2 separate regions of the Homo sapiens genome follow, and region 1 is linked to region 2. Evidence: chromatin loops called from intact Hi-C (ENCODE). Cell type or tissue: OCI-LY7. All regions are shown on one strand. Each heading gives the region's core, and the rest is flanking DNA. Links, peaks and the distances in the headings are about the cores only.

Region 1 (4,390 bases), core at 257-4,256, 350 kb before region 2:
CAAGTACTTCAGCTAAATCTTTTGTTTATTATTTCAATAGGATAATGAGGCCAGGCGCGGTGGCTCAAGCCTGTAATCTCAGCACTTTGGGAGGCCGAGGTGGGCGGATCACCTAAGGTCAGGAGTTTGGGACCAGCCTGGCCAACATGGCAATACCCTGTCTCTACTAATAATACAAAAACTAGCCGGGCGTGGTGGCCGGCGCCTGTAATCCCAGCTACTCGGGAGGCTGAGACAGGACACTTGCTTGAACCCGGGAGGCGGAGGTTTCGGTGAGGGAGACCAAGTCACTGCATTCCAGCCTCGGCAACAGAGCAAGACTCCGTTATATAAAAAAGAAAATGAGGCAGATCTCAAAAACCCAAAACCTACCAGTGTCATAAACTTACTTCTTTGCTTTATATACATAAGCGCATCTCTTGCCCAAATAGAATTCTGTTTCATCTCGGGCGTAAACACCTTCAATTTTAAGAAGAGCTGTGTGCTCCCTTTGGTTCCGGAGACCCCGCTTATAGCCAGCAAAAATGGCCTTGGACCACAGCCTAAGACACAAAAGATACACAACATGAAACATAAGCTTCAAAAAACCAATCTGACTTGTAATCACCCCCACCCAAAAGTTACTCAGAGCAAACATCTAAGTTTTTTCTTGCCAATTTTAAGCTCGCATTTACGTTCACGTCTAACACACAAAAATAAAGAACTATATTTAAAACGCGTACCTTCCAGACATAGTTCCTTTTAGAAGTCCCGTTCCCAGCAGGCCTTAAAACAAACAAAAAGATTAGTTTAAAACCAAGCCACACAAGTTTCCCACCTCGTCCCCTCTCGTTTAAGCCCCTAAAGCAAATTCCTTTTGGATGGGAGTTTCATGTAGGAGTTCGGGGACAACAATGCCAGAACATCCATATGAAACGCAGGGTCCGGCAAGACATTCAAACCTCAGAGAACAGCTGGTATCTAAGCAAACTTCAGAATGAAGACAAAACTAAGGGACAGGAGTCACAAAAATGACTCTCAGAAAAGCCTGAGAAAATGCATGCCGTTATCAGTAGGCAACACTCAGGAAAAGAAATGAAGCCTTAAAGAGAAACACACACGTAAGACTTTTATGCAATGGCTGGGGGAGAAAAGCTGAGGAAAGAGACTGGTCAGACAAGCCAAGGAAGGTATGGACTGGGAGGAAACGGATGAAGGAAGCACTGCCTCATGGACAACTGCACACGAACAAAAACATCGTTTCACTCCGTTCAGGCCCAGGAATTTAACTGGGATAACCCGGGCAGCCGTTCTCCGGGTGTCAGGGGACCAAACACCATCAGCCCAACATCTCCTCCATCCTGTTCTCCCTCTTCTTGAAACCCGTAGAAATCAATGGCTGGCAGAGACTCCGATACGCACCGGCGACTCGCCAAGGCACAGGAACAAACCTACTCCGGTTATTTGCCCCCAAATTTCAGCAGCAGACCCTTCACTCACCTCCACAGGAGCCAAGATGGCGGTAAGAGAAGGACGAGGCCCCGCCGCGTGGCCTTGTGGGATTAAACATCTTTCGACTCCGCCCTCAATTTAGGCATCTTCTCCAAACGCCAGAAAAACAATCCTCGGAAATCGGCTTCGCACTGAAATAAGCCACATTCAATAGCACTCTTACAATTATTTTCCTAAGTCCTTTCATCTTGGTAGGCTGCAAAATGTACTACTTGGGAACAAGGGAAGGCAAAATGGTAGCCAGCTAAATCCGCCAAAGCTGTGCGTTGCCATAGAAACAACTTAGTTTACTTCCTGCGTCCCCGGACGCCGTAGGTGGAAAGGCGAACCCTGAGTGGAGGATGTTCCCGCTGCCTAAAGAATGATTGACTGTAAGATTGATTTGCCAACAGTGGGGTGCTTTTCTCTCGATACACACAGCAATAGACAGAACGGAAATTCTGGGATCCTAATCTAGCATGGAAGAGAAAGGCCGGGAGCACGAAGGCAGCAGGACCTCTTCCTTCTCTTTTTTCTTTTTCTATACTTCTTTTCTCCCCTCTACTTATTTATCTCTTTCAAGAAATGAGACTGGGCACAGTGGCTCACGCCTGTAAACCCAGCTCTTTGGGAAGCCGAGGCGGGAGGATCGCTTGAGGCCAGGAGTTCGAGACCAGCCTGGGCAACATAGTGAGACCACCTCCCCCAACCTCTACAAAAGAAAAAAAAAATGAATGAAATGACTTAAGTTCTTACCTCCATTCTTCTTTTTGGATCCGAGGTATGAGGAGGACTGCCTGCAGGAGGCTTTATCGCCCTTTTAGGAGAACTCGTTTAGCTGCCTCGTGTCCGCACCTAGTAGGTCCTCCGTAGATACTTGTAGAGGTGGATTAGTGGACGCCAGAGATTCACATTTCCGAATTATTGCATATTTATTTGGGTTATCCTATGGATTCATTCATTTATTTAACACATAGTTTAATGAATGACTACCCTGTACCAAGGTTTGTGTAAGATGACACGGCAGTAAACAAATCTATGCCCTCGTGGAGCTTATATCCTACGAGGCGGAGCAACACAATGAGCAAGTAAAAATAGATGACACGTTAGAAGATGATAATTTCTGTGAAGAAAATTAAGCAGAGAGGCCACTGTAAAAGAGGCTTTCCCCACTTTGAGATGGGAAGTATGTAAAAGAGGCTTCCCCTGCTTTGAGATGGGAACTATTTAAGGGTCCTGAACAGAAGGGTGACTCTATCTGACTTCTATATTGACAAAGTCACTGTGTTGAAAGTGAAGGGAGGCAAGGGTATCAGCAGGAAGATAATTATAGGTTCCTGTAGTGACTATGATGAGAGGTGATGGTGTGTAAACAGAGGATATTGAGTACTGGAATTCTGAATATATTTAAATTCTGGCAAGATTTGCTGGTGGATGAGGAATGAGAGAGAGTAAAGTATGACTCCGAAGTTGTATGAAATAGATGTATATAAGTCACTTTTAAAATCAGATCCTCTCTTAAATACAACAGGATAGAACTTGTACCTTGTAGCCTACTACCCCACCCAGTGTTCCCTGTCCCAGAAAGAAATGTGCTAGAAATTTCACTATTAGATATTGATTTGTCAAAGTTCTATATGGAAGTCCTCCTGGGAGGAATAACACATTAAGTGTGAGTTTCATTCGTTTGCTCGTGTATTATTCGTTCCACAAATACTTATTGAGCACTGAGACTTAGCACCTGATACAACTGTGAGCATCGTTGTCATGTTGCTGCTTTCATGGAACAGTTGTCTAGTGGGGGGAAACTGACACTAACGTAACAAATTGTGAACACAGCTCTGCGGGAAAGTAGTGGCATGAGTGCCCAGAAGCCTGATCTGGCCTGACGAGTCAGCGAAAGGATCACTTGGACAAGTGTCAGTTAAGGCATTTTTCAAACTGCAGGTGATGACCATTAGTAGAGCATGATAAGAATACTTTTTAAAACAAAGTATGGGCCGGGCGCAGTGGCTCACGCCTGTCATCCCAGCACTTTGGGAGGCTGAGGTGGGTGGATCACTTGAGGTCAGGAGTTTGAGACCAGCCTGGCCAACATAGTGAAACCCTGTCTCTACTAAAAATACAAAAATCAGCCAGGGGTGTTGGTGTGTGCCTGTCATCCCAGCTACTTGGGAGGCTGAGGTACAAGAATCGCTTCAACCTGGTAGGGGGAGGTTTCAGTGAGCTGAGATCCTGCCACTGCACTCCAGCCTTGGTGACAGAGTGAGACCGTCTCAAAAAAAAAAAAAAAAAAAAAAAAGGTAAAGCAGGAGTGAAACTACAAGGGATGATGGAGTCTCCCGGGACCTAGGAAAGAAATAGTTACCTAAGCCCAGAGAGAGACGTTTGGAGAGAATTGCCTGACAGGAGCCATGACCTTTGATAGAGGAACATAACCAACCAATTATATTCTGGCAGAGAAGGAGCAGGGAGAATAAATGTCTGATCTCACTTCTCTACACTGAATCTCTTTCTGGAATCTCCCCTGGATATACTCCATACGGGTCCATCTCTCAGAGCACAGAAAATGTTAGAGATTTCACCTAGAAAAATGACACTGTCTTAAGCTGGTGATGGGTCAGTGGGACTTTACACGGTGAAAAGGTGAGGGAAGAGTGGCTCCACTGGAAGGAATAGCAGGTGCAAAGACCCTGAGTTGCAAGGGAGCATGAGTCCAGAGAAGAACTGAAAGAAGCCCACTGTGGCTGGAGCCCAGAGAGCAAGGAAAGTGCAGTTGTAGTTGGGTCTAGAGAGGAACAGAGGGGCCCAGATCATACAGACCTTGTGGACCAAGTCAAGAATTTTCTTCTTTGTCCTAAGGCAACGGGAAACCATTGAAGGGTTCTAGGGAAGGACATGATGAGATTTTCCATTTTAA
Region 2 (4,390 bases), core at 66-4,065:
TTCCGGAGTTATTTAAAAAAAAAACAAACAGATGCCTTTTAAGGGTTATTATGTTTCAAAATGTCAACTTGTTAGAGCTAAGGATCCTCCCTGTGTTCCAGAAAAACACGCTTCTCCCAAGAGAGGTGGCCTTGGCTTAATTCCATTCAGCAGTGAGGTTAATTTGGACAATTTGATGGATGAGTAGTTACTAAGCACCCACCGTACCCCGTGAGTCCAGGTTTGTGGGCAATGCTAGGATGAATCAGCCATGGCGCCTGTCCGTGAGAGGCTCTCCTCTAGCTGAAGAGAGAGTGACTTTAGTTCTGTGATGGCACAGACCTAGTACCATAGTGTCTGGATGACTCAGCTCCCGATGACGCTCGGCTTGAAGGGTCTGTTGAGGGAGGACCTCCAGATCACTTTGCATCTGGGAAATGGGTTAGTTACCCTATTTCCTCCCAGTGGGAAGAGGAGGGGCTGCACTCTGCCAGGTACCCTGGGCTTCATGTGGGAGCAACTGCTATCTCTTCCCCTGCTGACGACACAAAGGGCTGTGCTTCGCTTTGGACATGTCGCGCGCTCGTGTGTAACCAGCTGGCTGAGACCCACCATCGGGCCTGGAGGAAGAAAAGCGCAGGGTGCTGCAGGGGAGCAGTTGGCGTCTTTTCTCCACTCCACAGGCCAGGGTCGGAGGGCTCATGGTGGGTGATAGTGCAACCTGCCTCGGCATCTGAGGGATCGCACATGGGGCTCAGAGGCAATGCTCACTTCTCCTGGTTGTTGTTTTTTGTTTGTTTTGACACCCTTGCCTCATTTAAAACTTTTCAGGTGGGGCACGCTGGCTCATACCTGTAACCCCAGCACTTTGGGAGGACAAGGCTGGCAGATTGCTTGAGCTCAGGAGTTCGAGACCAGCCTGGGCAACATGGCAAAACCATATCCTACAAAAATACAAAAATTAGCTGTGGCACACTCCTGTGGTCCCAGCTACTCCCGGGAGGCGGAGGCTGCAGTAAGCCAAGATCACACCACTGTACTCCAGCCTGGGCGACAGGGAAACCCTGTCTCAGAACAACAACAACAAAACTTTTCAGCTCAGGCAGTTTTCTTTTCAACCCCTGCATTTTTTGTTTGTTTGTTTGTTTTTTGCGGAGGAAGGCAAGTATTGTTCCTGTACAAAACAGGCTGCCGGGTGCCGTATGGGAGCGCCGCCTCCAGGTGAGCCATCCTGGGTTCCAGTCCAGCCTCTATTCACTTCAGGTGGGTGTTTTACCTCTAAACCTCAGCATTGCCATCTGCACATAGAACCAGCCTTTCTGGTTTCCAGCTGAAAATAGGTTATGACTAGAAAAGTAAAGAATGTTGAATTGGGCCGGGCGCGGTGGCTCACGCCTGTAATCCCAGCACTTTGGGAGGCCAAGGCGGGCAGATCACCTTAGGTCAGAAGATCCAGACCATCCTAGCTAACACGGTGAAACCCCGTCTCTACTAAAAATACAAAAAATTAGCCGGGCCTGGTGGCGGGCGCCTGTGATCCCAGTTACTCAGGAGGCTGAGGCAGGAGAATGACGTGAACACGGGAGGTGGAGCTTGCAGTGAGCCGAGATCGCACCACCGCACTCCAGCCTGGGAGACAGAGCGAGACTCCGTCTCAAAAAAAAACAAAAAAAAATAGTGTAGAATTGCCTTTTGGAAGTACCCTCCCTTCCTTTTTACACAGACAGCCGGGGCTTGGTGAGGAAAGCTTGCCCAGGAACCCAAGGGAGCGAGAACAACAGACAAGCCAGGCAGCCCCGGCTACGATGGCTCTTACCGGGCACCTGAGCCTTCTTTAGACAGGGTCTCTATTTGCAGAGAATGAGCGGCCAATTACGAATGAATGTGCTTGCCTCTGCATGCATAGCCCCTCACAGTTTACACACACATTAGTCACTCTGCAGGCTGCACAGGCTTCTGTCGCTCCCAGATGTTCATCGCTCCTGGAAACGATTCGGTCTTTCCCAGCCCAGCGCCAGGCAGCTCCTCAGATCCCAAGGCACTTGGCTTCCCCTGGAGCACAGCGTTCTCTCCACGGGGATGGCTGGGCAGGAGAAAGGACTCTGAAGATGGGCCTGTCCCTGCCTCCAGCCCAGCTCTGCTTCCCCTCAGCAACCTTGGGCCTCCGTTGGGGCTGGGTGGGCTCAGCCTCCTCCTCTGCCTTAGAGCAGTGCCTTCCCACGTGGGGCGAGGTCCCCCCGGAGTTGTCATCTGTGATCAGGGCATTTTAAGCAGAAGCTGGAGCTCTCCCTTTGGTGGACTCTTGTCCGATGCTGGAGAAGGGCGACCTCTAGTGTTGGTTCATAGAAGCGGCATAGCGGCTTCTTCCTGCCTCTGAGCCCTGCTGGGACCTGTCTGCAGAGGAGAGGGTCCCGCAGCTAAACTGGCTGTGCCAGGAGAAAGGTGGGGAGGTCAGTACTGTCCTCGGCATGGGGAAAAGCATAGCAGGATGTGAGCAGGCAAACGCTGGGGTGGCATGCTCTGTGAGGGAGCCGACTGCATGGTGACTGACTTTCAGGGTCTCATCATCTTCATCAGCACCACCCCATTTTTTTGAGATGGACAATCACATTTGTTCCAGTCTTCAGTAAAGTGCCTTACAATTCCGGATTAAAGTCCCCCTGACCTTCCCTTCTAAACAGATTTGCCCAACCTAAGCCCCTCCTATAAAGAATTGAACAGCTGGTCGGGCGCGGTGGCTCAGGCCTGTAATCCCAGCACTTTGGGAGGCCAAGGCGGTGGATCATGAGGTCAGGCGTTCAAGACCAGCCTGGCCAACATGGTGAAATCCCATCTGTACTAAATATACAAAGATTAACTGGGTGTGGTAGCTCGCTCCTGTAGTCCCAGCTGCTCAGGAGGCTGAGGCACGAGAATCGCTTGAACCTGGGAGGCGGAGGCTGCAGTAAGCCGAGATCGTGCTATTGCACTCCAGCCTGGGAGAGAGAGTGAGGCTCTGAGCTGCGACTGGCCACAAGACACGATGTCCACAGTACTGAGGAGGCACAGGCTTTGGGAAATAAAGTGGGATAGGGCTGCATGATGGGAGAGGGCTCACCCATTCCCTTCCCACACCCACAAATACGTTCAGAACCTTTGTTGTTGTTTCCTGTGGCTTATCATCTATCTCTACTCTGTGTTATTCTGCTGAGTTTGATGAGACCCAGAACTGCTGCACCAACCAGGTCTAATCGACCGCTATTTGTATATAATTTTTGGCAAACCTGTTTCCAACTACAGGTAGGGTGCCTACCCATCTCGGTTTGCCTGGGACAGTCCTGGCTTATATCTATCACCTGGCACATTTATGAATAGTTTTCTCCCTCTGAAAAGACTCCCATTTCGATGATAAATTACACAATCCCCCTATTCACAGATAGTCTCCCTAAGAAAACTTAGGCATTAGGATTTAGAAGATATGGGAGATAATGCCAGGACTTTGAGATTTAAATGGTTATTATAATCTTGGCATAATTAGCTCCAAGCTTCCTGGCAGTTAAACAAAAGAAAAACATGAAGTGTTAGAAAGTTGATTCTGCCTTATAAAATGACGCATATTACATCTTCTGGAGGGACATATTTATCAGGCACTAACTTTCAGGAGGATTTTTTCATGTAAACTGTTATATAAGGAACACTAAGTAACATAAGGGACTAGGTCCTCCGTGGGGTTTTTGCAGAAGCTTTTATGTGGCCATCTTCTTTATCTTGATGCTCAAAAATGACTGTGCTTTTCCAATTCTCTTTCTCTGTGAAAAGTGGGGAGGCAATAAAAATGATTTCACAGGGATTAACTGAGCTCTTATGGCTCAAAGGCCAAATAAACGATAAACATCAAAACATTATCATTTTCATGCATACCATCTTGTCCAAACCTCTTCCTTTAGTGATAAGAAAGCCAAGGTTCAGAGAGGGAGGAGTGACATGGTTAATCAGTGGCAAAACTGACTGGCCTTAAGAGTCCTGTTTCATTCCGAATGCTAACACAACTTCAAATTGCTGTCACCAAGACACTGTTGAAATTCCGTCAGGCCACCAGTGTGGGGTGGGAAGAGGATACAGAAAAAAAATCCAGAAGCCTGAGTTTTGAACCATAGTGGGCATGGTGGCCCAGATGCAGAGGCTAGAAATTGTTTCCAGTCATCGTCATTAAAAAAAAGTTATTAACGCCAGGCATGGTGCCTCACGCCTGTAATCCCAGCACTTTGGGAGGCCGAGGCAGGCGGATCACCTGAGGTCAGGAGTTTGAGACCAGCGTGGCCAACATGGTGAAACCCCGTCTCTACTACAATTACAAAAAATTAGCTGGGTGTGGTGGCGGGCACCTGTAATCCCAGCTACTTGGGAGGCTGAGGCAGGAGAATCGCTTGAA

The links. Peaks named below come from ENCODE experiments on the same cell type or tissue, not always from the same donor. Only the 100,000 strongest peaks of a DNase experiment are listed, where the experiment ranks them.
Region 1: a loop joins it to region 2, with 6 times the contacts of the local background. A loop is called at or near these places in 4 of 110 quality-filtered maps.

What each region holds. Positions count from the first base shown.
Region 1 is chr3:197,947,311-197,951,700 of GRCh38, reverse strand. The region is part of intron 2 of DRC9 (dynein regulatory complex subunit 9); the gene reads left to right. RPL35A (ribosomal protein L35a) reads right to left here and starts at 1,511. Exons shown (of 5, transcript NM_000996.4): 1 at 1,480-1,511; 2 at 723-765; 3 at 390-542. The coding sequence starts at 733. RefSeq lists enhancers at 1-243, 1,027-1,809, 1,889-2,108. In OCI-LY7, for the core only: no CTCF peak of the experiment used is centred there; a DNase peak (open chromatin) is centred at 1,760; H3K4me3 peaks cover 2,533 bases; H3K27ac peaks cover 1,800 bases.
Region 2 is chr3:197,597,124-197,601,513 of GRCh38, reverse strand. No RefSeq gene overlaps it. Among named protein-coding and RNA genes, the nearest start is that of BDH1, 43 kb to the right of the region's middle. In OCI-LY7, for the core only: a CTCF peak has its summit at 2,309 (motif pointing left); a DNase peak (open chromatin) is centred at 2,273.